Linked DNA regions of Homo sapiens: region 2 is linked to region 1. A link is a contact called in ENCODE Hi-C or POLR2A ChIA-PET data. All regions are on one chromosome and are shown on one strand. The core of a region is the stretch at or near the end of the contact, and the rest is flanking DNA. Distances in the headings are between cores, read along the strand shown. Region 1 overlaps LOC124904858 (a long non-coding RNA gene). Region 2 has its middle 14 kb from the start of SIRPG.

Region 1 (5,356 bases), core at 1,583-4,082:
ATATATTTAGTGGGGTCTGATGAGAAAGAGCCTAAACACTGGCTGATCTGAGAGAGGTCTGATAGAGAAAAAGGCACATGTACCCTGACTATGCCTTCAGTTCCAGCCACCGCTCTAAGAGGAAATTGTTGGGCAGGTGGGGGAGGGCTAGTCTCAGAATGAAACTGTAAGCTGAACCAGGTGTGCACAGGGGAGGTGATAGAAGGATTATAGGGTGGAGGAGCAGAGGCCAAGGAAGAATCGGAGCCTGATTTAGCTTGGCGGGGAGCGACCTGAAGAGGAGCAGTCTGGGGAGGAGGGGAGAGGTCACATGGGTCAGTAGGAAAGGAAGATTGAAAAGACTCAGCGATGCTTGGGGTTGGGACTGAGGGAACAGGTGGGGGGGAAAGAAGGAGGATTTGGGGTGAGTCACATTGGGAACAGAGACTAGGGAGGGACCGATGTGTAAAAGAATGCCTGGATGTCAGGCACCTCAGACCATTTGCCCATTTTATGACAAGAATTATCTAGATCTTGTAGGATGGAGAAATTGAAAGTGCCGTTTTCTGGCTATTTGGAACCATCGTCGAGTTTGTTTTGGAGTCAAACAGCATTGCAGAAGAAAATAAGGTGTTTAGGTTTTAGGTCAGGTGTGAGCTGAAGAGGTTTTAAGTCTTTGAGAACACAGGCTAAGGGAGAAGAGGGAGGAATGGAGGGTGGATGGTTGCCCATAGTGAAGGAGGCAAGCCCAGAGAAAAGAGAGGGTAGAGACATGGAGAGAAGGGGTGGGGGGTATTTGTGCCCCAGCAAAGTGGTACTTGCCACTAAGGTGAAGGATCAAGGCAGGCGTCCCTGCGGTGATCAGACACCTCTGAAACGTGGGTGAATAATCAGGCAGGCATCCCGCAGTGATTAAACACCAAGGGAAGACTGTCTTCCCGAGCCTGTGACTGGTGCCGGAGTTTTGGGTTCATGGATAAAACGCATCTCCTCTGTCTCTACCAGAAAAGGAAAGGAACTGAAATTAAGGGAAGAGAGAGATTGAAGGGTGGCGCCAAGATTGAAAGGAGAAAGAGGTTAAGGGATAGTGAGAGAGGTTGGAGAAGAGAGTAAAAAGAGGCCACTCACCCGATTTAAAATTGGTGAGATGTTCCTTGGGCTGCTTGGTCTGAGGACCCGAGGTCATAGGTGGATCTTTCTCACAGAGCAAAGAGCAGGAGGACAGGGGATTGATCTCCCAAGGGAGGTCCCCCGATCAGAGTCATGGCACCAAATGTCACGTGCATCCATGTGAAGAGACCACTAAACAGTCTTTGTGTGAGCAATAAAGCTTTTTAATCACCTGGGTGCAGGCAGGCTGAGTCTGAAAAGAGAGTCAGCAAAGGGAGATAGGGGTGAGGCCATTTCATAGGATTTGGGTGGGTAGTGGAAAATTACAGTCAAAGGGTGTTTTTCTCTTGTGGGCAGGGGTGGGGGTCACAAGGTGCTCAGTGCGGGAGCTTCTGAGGCAGGAGAAGGAATTTCACAAGGTTAATCACCCAGTTAAGGTGGGGCAGGAATAAATCACAATGGTGGAGTGTCATCAATTAAGGCAGGCACCGGCCATTTTCACTTCTTTTGTGATTCTTCACTTGCTTCAGGCCATCTGGATGTATTCATGCAGGTCACAGGGGATATGATGGCTGAGCTTGGGCTGGAGGCCTGACAGAAAGCATAATGCTACCCTTAGATTACATAATGATTTAAAAACAATACACAGCAGGAAAAAGTAAAGGGTAATTAAATAAATTCTGGGTACATCCGTATTTTAATATAAATTGCACAAAAACCTTTTAATCTGAGGAATGCAATGCCCCTTTCAATTATCAGGCCCAGAGAGGCACTGGAATGAGAAAGCAGTCATGTCCCACTTCCCTCCTTCAGCTAAGTAACCATCTCTTGAGGCTGCTTGCCATGTGGACTCTAGACTGACTGATGCCCCAGGTAGATACAATTTAATGTAACAATGCCATATGTGGACACTATAAGTCATATTCTATAGTTAAATAACGTATAAAGGTTACTAATCAATGTTATTTTTGTAAAGCAATGAGAATTCCTGACAAAAACTTTTGTAATCATCCCCTCCCCTGGTTTGTCCTTTTTCCTTAAAAGCTCGAGTCTGTTCTTTATTCTCCAAAGTGACTTGGAGGTGTTTCCTGGGTTACAGTCTTCAAATTTGGCCCAAATAGACCTTCTACTTATATTAATTTTATCTAAGCTTCTTCTCTTAGGTAGACATGTCCGCTGTAGTCAGCAGGATTCAGAGGGACCTCCCAACACTGAACATGCTGCCTTCCCTCTTGGGCTCAGTGCTTGGTACCAGCATTAATGCACTATGTTCCTCAGACTCCAGAGGTTTCACAGGGTGTAAAAGGGTGAGTCCTCCTGAATTCAGATCTCCCTTTCTTTTTTGGTGAGGTTTTGCCTTTATTTGGGCTGTTCTCTCCAACTGCCTCTCTTTAGAATGGAGGTTTTGATCTCTGTCTATGGGCAGGAGATTCTGGTTTCAGGAATAAAACAAAAGATAACTGTCTCCTCTGCTGCTATTTCACAGCAGGTGTTCCAGGTCGTAGCATTGGCAGTCTACCATAAGTAGTTTCATTTCTTTTGGCCTAAAATTACATAGCATGCTGTTAAAATTGTAGCTGTTCCCTATTGCATGAAATTCAGACTTGTATTTTCATTTGTGACCAATTCCTGTTTGTTCAAAACCAAAGGAAACATGAGGATGAGTTCAATTCTCTCGAAGAGAATTGCATGAACAGCTGTTACATGCAGGAGAGGGACTCATGACTCACTGGTGACACTTTGTGGAGTGATGCTCACAAAGCAACACACTTTGACCTGATACACTGTCCTAGCCTTGGACACTTTTGAAAAGGAAATTCTAAAATTACGGGAAACTGCTGGACGAAACTGAGCTTTCCTTTAAGGGGCAACCATCCTTAGGAAGACCAGCTGCATTTATGTATAATACTTACTGTATTAGTCTGTTCTCACACTGCTATAAAGAAATACCTGACACTGGGTAATTTATAAAGAAAAGAGGTTTAGTCAGCTAGGTGCAGTGGCTCATGTCTGTAATCCCAGCACTTTGGGAGGCAGAGGCAGGGGGATCACCTGATATCAGGAGTTCAAGACCAGCCTGACCAACACGGTGAAATCCCGTCTCTACTAAAAATATAAAAATTAGCAAAGCATGGTGACACGTGCCAGTAATCCCAGCTACTCAGGAGGCCAAGGCAGGAGAAATGCTTACACCCGGGAGGGAGAGGTTACAGGGAGCTGAGATCGCGCCACTGCATTCCAGCCTGGGTGACAGAGCAAGACTCCATCTCAAAAAAAAAAAAGAAAAAAAAAAGAAAAGAAAAGAAAAAGAAAAAGAAAAAAAAAGAGAGGCTGGATAGGTGGAGCACAGGGATTTTTAGGACAGTGAAACTATTCTGTACAATACATCAATGGTGGATGCATGTCATTATACATCCATAGAGTGTACAACACCAAGTGGGTATATGGGAACTCCCTGTACTTTCTGTTCAATTTTTCTGTGAACCTAAAACTTCTCTAAAAAGTAGTTTAGTAGGTTTTTTTTAGTGTGTGTGTGTGTGTGTGTGTGTAAGTCCCTCTAGTAACCAGGCATGACGGCATCCACCTGTAGTCCCAGCTACCAGGGAGGCTGAGGTGGGAGGATCACTTGAGCTCAGAAGTTCAAGGACAGCGTGGACAATACAGCCAGACCCTGTCTCTTGAAAAAACAAAGTCTTGGCACTTCCAGAGCCCGGTGCTGCCGGCCGCGGGAGATGAGTGCCCAGTAGGGAGACTTCTGTGAAGCGTCCCGGTCCTGCGACGTCGCCCACCCGGGAGGAGGCGGCTTCTCGGTTCCTCAAGGCCCCCGGGAGTCCGAACCTCGGCAGGAGGCTGGCAGCGGCGTGGGGACCCAGAGGGCAGGGGCGGTCTGCGGGGCGGCCCTGGGACTCCCTCCCTCCCTCTCCTGCTGCGGCCGCCCTGGGATATGGGGGCCGTGGATGTGGGTCGCCGCTGGAGGTGTGGCCCTGGGTGGTCCATCCGGCCGCAGAGGCCCGTCCCCCGTTCACCCAGGCCGGTACCCTATGGAGCACCTATTACGTGCAGTGCTATTCTGGGTTCCTGGGATGCCACCGAGTGAGACGGACACACAGACTCTCAGCCCAGAGGGGAACCGTCCCTATTAATCAGGTATGATCCTCCCTCTGCCCGTCGCCTAATAACCCCATTGTTTCCAGACAACAGATCAACAAGTGCTTCACGTGCAGGCGGCCTGGCATGCCTGGCATCTTCCAGCACACTCCCCTTGGCTCTGCTACAGCCTTTTTGGCCTTTTACTTCTTGAACGTGTGGTTCCTTGGGTAACGATGCCCTCTTTGGTCTGGTTAATTCCCCTCCTTAGGATTTCTTGTATTAGGGCAATCCTTGCTAGTTTCTGTGTACAATTTGCCTTTTCATGGGTTTTTCGGACTACCACATACTCGTTCCTAGCACTTAGCACAGGCGTAACCTTACAGTTATTTGAGTGCAAGTTACACAAGAACAAGAATTTTTCCGCCTAATTTCTAGTACCAACCACATTGCTTGGCACAGAGTATGGTTCAATAAATATTTGTTGGCTGAGAGGCAAATGTATTTGTAATTATCATGTGAGATACCTGCTGTAAAAAAAAGGGAATACCTGCCTGGCAGATGTGACTTAATTTGCATCCTCCAGGATATGGTTTTTTGTTTTTTTTTTTTTTGTTTTTTTTTTACAGAGTCTTGCTCTGTTGTCCAGGCTGGAGTGCAGTGGCGCGATCTCCCATCTGCACTTACTGCAATGTCTGCCTTCCAGGTTCAAGCGATTCTCCTGCCTCGACCTCCCAAGTAGCTGGGACTACAGGCGCATGCCACCATGCCCAGCTAATTTTTTGTATTTTTAGTAGAGACGGGGTTTCACCGTGTTAGCCAGGATGCTCTCAATCTCCTGACCTCATGATCTGCCTGCCTCAACCTCCCTAAGCGCTGGGATTACAGGCGTGAGCCACCGCACCCGGCCAGGATATGGCTTTTAAGTTGAGATCTTCAGGGTGAGCAGAGCAGAAGTCTCCCTTGAAGCCAGGAGCTCAAGCATAGCCTGGGCAAAATAGTGAGACTCTGTTTCTCCAAAAACATATGAAGTTTAGCAGGGCATACTGGCATGCACCTGTAGTCCCAGCTACTTGGGAGGCTGAGGTGGGAGGATCCTTGAGCCTAGGAGTTTGAGGCTGTAGTGAGCAATGATTATGCCACTGCATTCCAGCCTGGAAGACAGAGTGAGACCTGACCA
Region 2 (5,356 bases), core at 1,612-4,111, 63 kb before region 1:
GTCTAATGACAAGACATCTTCAACAACATCCCAACATCTCTCATTGTTCCTCAAGTTCTGAGTTTCTCTTCTGTAAAACTCCAAACTACTGGATGTTTGAAGCAGGAAGGGAGAGTATAGATGAACGGAAATTTGCACGTAGTAAATGTGCAGAGGGATGTTGCGGTTATTATTGGTCAAATATCAGCATCAGGACACAGAAGAGGCTCATGCTGTGACCAGTCACGGTCCCCAGGGGGCCTGGTCCAGTCTTAAATGCCTTTTCTGATTTTCCCACAGCAGATGCCAGAGTCTGCTGGGATGAGGTCGCAGATGGGATGGAAAAGTTTAGGACAGAACAAAAATGAGTCAGAGAAAGAACAGCAGGAGGGCTGATCTGACAAGGAATGGAGAACATAAGTAAACATCTGAGACAGAAGGCAAAACACAGGACTCCATGAGCAGATGATCTCCCTGCATCTCTCTTCCTCCTTTAATATATATTTGTGTCAAAAGATCTACCAAGTTGTGCATCAAAATCTTAGTAATGGTGACTCTTGGAGTGTGGGATTTGGGGTAGACAGCTGACTTTAAAAATCTACTCTATGTTTATAGATTTCTAGGTTATTTTATAACAAGCATGACTATTACTATTAACATTAAGGAAAGAGACAAAATTTTAAAATCGGGAGTAACCTCACCAAGGGTGGCCTCTGAGCTCTGCTCCTGGTGGGCTGAGACCTCTAGGGCAAGGCTTTTGCTGACCACCAGCTGCCCATCATGCGCCATCTGGTAGGTGAGCACATCATCCCTGTGGGCAGATATGTTCACCAGGAGCCAGCTTGTCCAGTCGTAGGTGCCTTCCATGTTCTCAATGAGGATGGAGGCTGTTTCTATCTGGGACACATTTCTGTTCTCCAACCAGGTCAGCTGTAGGTTCTAGGGGTAGAAATTCTTCACCTGGCAGGTGACGTTCACCTGGTTCCCTGCCTTTATGGGCTGTTGAGTAACCTCCAAGAAGGGTGGAACTGAAACAGCACAGGGCAGAAGCTCTGACCTTGTGGCACAGACAGATCACAGGGAGGGCTCCATAAAGTAGCTCCCACCACCACGGTGAGGGCATCACCAGGACAGAGCTAGGCATGCATCAGGTGCTCAGACATTGAGGGTGCTCTTTGCATATGAATGAAATTACTAAGCACAACGCCCAGCACACAGTAGGTGCTCAAGGACTGGTAGCTCCTACTAGGCTAAGAATGAGTGAAATCTGCAAGCACAACCCCTGGCATGCAGTTGAAATGTCATAACTGCAGCAAAATCAATGAAATCACCAGGCACACAGGGCCTTGGCTCATAGTAGGTGCTCATTAATCGTAGTTGCTCTTGGTGAAATAAATGAAACTATCTAGCATAGAGCTTGCTAGCTATCTAGCAAGCTAGCAAGCTATCTATCTATCTAGCACAGATGTCTACCACCTGGTGGGTGGACATCTAGCTGCTACCATGGAAATGATAGTAAGTGACCAGTACATCTAGGTGCATGGAAGGTGGGCAGCACAGTTAGGAATTAGATTCCAGGAAATCCAAGCCCTGGAGTAAAAGCCAGAGAGGAGGAGCAGGCTTGGCAACCAGATATGGGATTGGGCTAGGAGTGAGGATTCTCTACCTTGAATGGTTTCAGACAAGTTTTCAGTCCCACAAAGAGGGTCCCCCTGTAAAGTGATGTGGGCCACCTCGCAGATGACCTGAAGGCAAAGGTCTCCAGAGGCCAGCACCATCCTGGCTGTGCTGCAGGTGCTATAGGGCATACTTTCTCCTGCAGGGTCCACGTTGATCTGGAAGCCTGAGAGCTCATTCCTATTTTTGGACCATTTCAGGGTGGTGTTTCAGGGGGAGAAGCCGTGGGACTCACAGGTGAAGCTCACTGTATGCTCAGCTGTGGTCCTCACTGCAGTGCATGATACCACAGGGGCAGAGGATTTGGCTACAAAAGGAGCATCGATAAACAGGAGACATGACTGAGATGACCATCACTAATGATGAGTGTGTGACATGTTAAGAACCTTCATGGACATTAGTTTTTAATCCTTCTAATAATGTGGAGAGGGTGGTGTCCTCATTTTACCGACCAGGCTGGAAAGGCTCTGAGAGGTGAGGAAGTCCAGACCTGAGTTCAAAGTTCTCCTCTCTAAACAGGGTGACTTCCACCAATCTGGGCACAGGAACAAAGTTACTGATTGGTCTCCCTCTGTGTATGGACTGGTCCTAGCCTGCCTCCCCTGGAGAGTTCACCAATCTCAGAGAGTGCCGAGACCAGCTCGGTCAGGGAGACCCTAACCCAGCGGCGCTAGAGGAATTAAAGATACATAGAAAGTATAGAGGTGTGGAGTGGGAAATCAGGGGTCTCACAGCCTTCAGAGCTGAGAGCCTTGAACAGAGATTTACCCACATATGTATTGACAGCAAGCCAGTGATAAGCATTTTTTCTATAGATTATAGATTAACTAAAAGTATTCCTTATGGGAAATAAAGGGATGGGCCGAAGTAAAGGGATGGGTCTGGCTAGTTATCTGCAGCAGGAGCATGTCCTTAAGGCACAGATCGCTCATGTTGTTGTTTGTGGTTTAAGAACGCCTTTAAGTGGTTTTCCACCCTGGGTGGGCCAGGTGTTCCTTGCCCTCATTCCAGTAAACCCACAACCGTCTGGAGTGGGCATCATGGCCATCACGAACATGTAACAGTCTGCAGAGATTTTGTTTATGGCCAGTTTTGGGGCCAGTTTATGGCCAGATTTTAGGGGGCCTATTCCCAACAAGAGAGGGCATTTACAGAAGCCAATACAGGGAACAATGGTGAAGTGGTGCCATTGTGAGAGCTGGAACCAGGCCGCTCAGCCCAGGAGACGGGTGGCCTGACACATCCAGCTCCTCTTCTGTAAAATAGGACAGCATTTCTGCTTCCCGGGATGCAGTGAGGATTAAATGGGGCCCTGTTTGCTTTGGATCAAACACAGAGGATGCTTCATATAAGTGAACACAGTTCTATCTTTAACCCAAATTTCGTGAATACACCGAGATCTCTCTGAGGTATTTATGAATTTGTTCCATATAGTTCATTCTTTTCACAAATATTCCAGCAGGATCTGTGAAAGAAAATGAAGTAATTAAGGCTAAAGCTTTAACGAAGAGCCGAGAGTTTGTAAGAACATTGCACCCACACCTGCTAAAGGTCAAGCCACAGGATGTTGCTGTAGATCTGAGTAACAACTGAAGTCAAGGTACGTGGGATTTTGATCTCTCTCATCCTGGAGTACTTTAAGTAACCAATGAAAACAGGTTTGCAGTTTAGAATTTTTGCCCAGCCATTGAATTGTCTCCAAAACCAACTTTTTTGAAAATCCCCTATACAAAACCTTTCCCGCACTGCTGTATGAGACTCTATTCAGCACTTCTCTGACTCTGTATACCCAAAGTACAATTCTTTATTTCCCAAATAAATGCTATTTCTTTTGGCTTTTCGGCCAATCATTTGTTGTTGTTGTTGTTGTTGTTAGCAGGCCTAATTTGTGCCAAGTGCTGCCTTTCCAAAGAGGGAACGTTTTTGGAATCTGGGTCTTCAGTTGGGTCAGGTTTGGGTTGACAAACAAGATCACTGAGTACTGAGAAAGCCAAAGGTGGTTAATGTTTTCATCATTAGTTAACTACAAGAAACACAGACCCAGGCCATCTAAGCAGGCAGGCACTCATCCTGCGTCCTGAAAGCACACAGATTAGAGAATCAGAAAAATGAAGGCAGTTTCTTTCCATAGAGAGGTCCTAAAGGGCACCTCCAAATTGTGAATTACTACCCTACATCTTCTACAACAATCACCAGGAAGCATATATCACACATATTTGCCTTTGTACATATTAACCTGCTCCCTAACATGTGTCAGACATTTTGAGGGCACAGTAAAGAGGGTGTCACTTGAAGAAGAGAAGTTATCAAGATACCACCAGCATGGCGACCCTAACGGGATGAGAGGATGTAATCAATTTCCATTTATGGGAGCCTGATGCTGCCTGCTCCCTCTATACCTCTCTTTAATCTTTTTAACCCCCCTCCATCCCTGTGAGGGGGTCCTAATGTGAGCCCCTTTATAGGATGAGGCTCAGAGAGGAGGCCCGGCTGGCCAAGGACCAAAAGTGGACACAAACCCCACCCTGGTAAGATAAGAGAAGACAAGTGAAAAGCACAGAGCCTGGCATGTCGTAGGTGCTTAACAAATGACCCCTGTGACTGTTTTCAGGAGGTTTGGTCATTACTGCTTCTAAATCTACACATTTATCCTTTAGGCAGCAGAACAAAGAGGAGCAGAAACACCGAGAAAAGGCTCAAACCCTGCTCCCTGCGGCTCATGACAAACCCAAATGACAAAAGGAGCAGAAACCACCAAGTGAGGATTCTCTCCCCTTTTCTGAACAATCCCCTCAGGAAACAAGTTTGGCAAATTGGCTTTCAAAACACAAACAAGATCACAGATGCTTCCCTCCAGAGGAGCTATTTACAGAAGCTGGAAGCATTTTGGAAGGAATAGGAAACAGATTCCTCCATGACATCTTCGTGTGTGGAGGCAGGGAGGCTCCTGGGGCTGAGGAGTGAGGATTTGCTGGGATTTCAGTGCTGTTTAAACACAAACTTGTTAAAGTTGTTCCCAACACTGAGGCTGGGATCTGAGCAGGACTTAGACCAGGCTTCTCCTCCTTGTCCCCTAAGGCCTGCTCCATGGGAAGGGTCCTGGCCAGGCCACTGGGGCCTTCTGAGATGTCTCTGGCCCATGTTATTCTGAAGCATCCACATCCAGAAAAGCTGCTGTCAATGCTCAACACAATGGAGGACCACTTTTGCTAGGGGGCTGTGTATTAGAATCTTCTGGAGTCACTGAGAACTTTGCATGCCCAGGCTCATGTCAGACCAATTAAACTGGCATTTTTTTTTAGGAGGGAGCCTTGGGCTGGATTTAAATTTTTTTTTTTCAAATTTCCCAGATGATTCTAATGAGCAGCCAAGATCGAAAGCCACCAGACCCCACCCCAAACCCCATGTATCCTTGAGGCCTGGAGAAGCACTGACCCATCTGAGGTCTCATAGCTTCGACATCACACAGTTCATATTTATGGAACATTTACTGCACTCCAGGTGCTGCTCTGAGCATTTAAAAGGATTTAACTCCTTCAGTTTCTGTCCCCAGTCTGTGAGGTCAGTGTTATCATCAACAGGTGCGGACACTGAGACTCACTGTGGTAGAGCACCTTGTCCCAGGTCACAGAGCCAGGAAGTACCAGAGCCCGGAAGTGGCCCAGGCAGTTGGGCTCCTGCCTGCCCTGCACTAACCACT

What was found. A loop is a pair of places that touch in the nucleus more often than their neighbours do. ChIA-PET counts read pairs that join two places held with the same protein, here RNA polymerase II (POLR2A). Pooled maps may share reads with other maps.
Region 2: a map of chondrocyte shows a loop between it and region 1 (2.1-fold over the local background). The contact joins two enhancer-like sites. A Hi-C loop is called at or near these places in 11 of 168 maps with a recorded cell type or tissue (CD4-positive, alpha-beta T cell, CD4-positive, alpha-beta memory T cell, CD8-positive, alpha-beta T cell and 6 more), 5 of 37 single-sample maps with no recorded cell type and 15 of 50 pooled maps. POLR2A ChIA-PET finds 5 or more read pairs at or near these places in 10 of 52 experiments (CD4-positive, alpha-beta T cell, CD4-positive, alpha-beta memory T cell, PC-9 and 6 more).

Annotation. Positions count from the first base shown.
Region 1 is chr20:1,731,885-1,737,240 of GRCh38, forward strand. It overlaps LOC124904858 (a long non-coding RNA gene), which reads right to left. Exons shown (of 3, transcript XR_007067498.1): 3 at 1,292-1,342. Among named protein-coding and RNA genes, the nearest start is that of SIRPG, 77 kb to the left of the region's middle. Within about 2 kb of position 2,833, at least 2 of the 41 ENCODE cell types and tissues checked have a DNase peak (open chromatin) inside an H3K27ac peak, as active enhancers do.
Region 2 is chr20:1,669,235-1,674,590 of GRCh38, forward strand. It overlaps a transcript of SIRPG not described here. Among named protein-coding and RNA genes, the nearest start is that of SIRPG, 14 kb to the left of the region's middle. RefSeq lists an enhancer at 4,101-4,602. Within about 2 kb of position 2,862, at least 2 of the 41 ENCODE cell types and tissues checked have a DNase peak (open chromatin) inside an H3K27ac peak, as active enhancers do.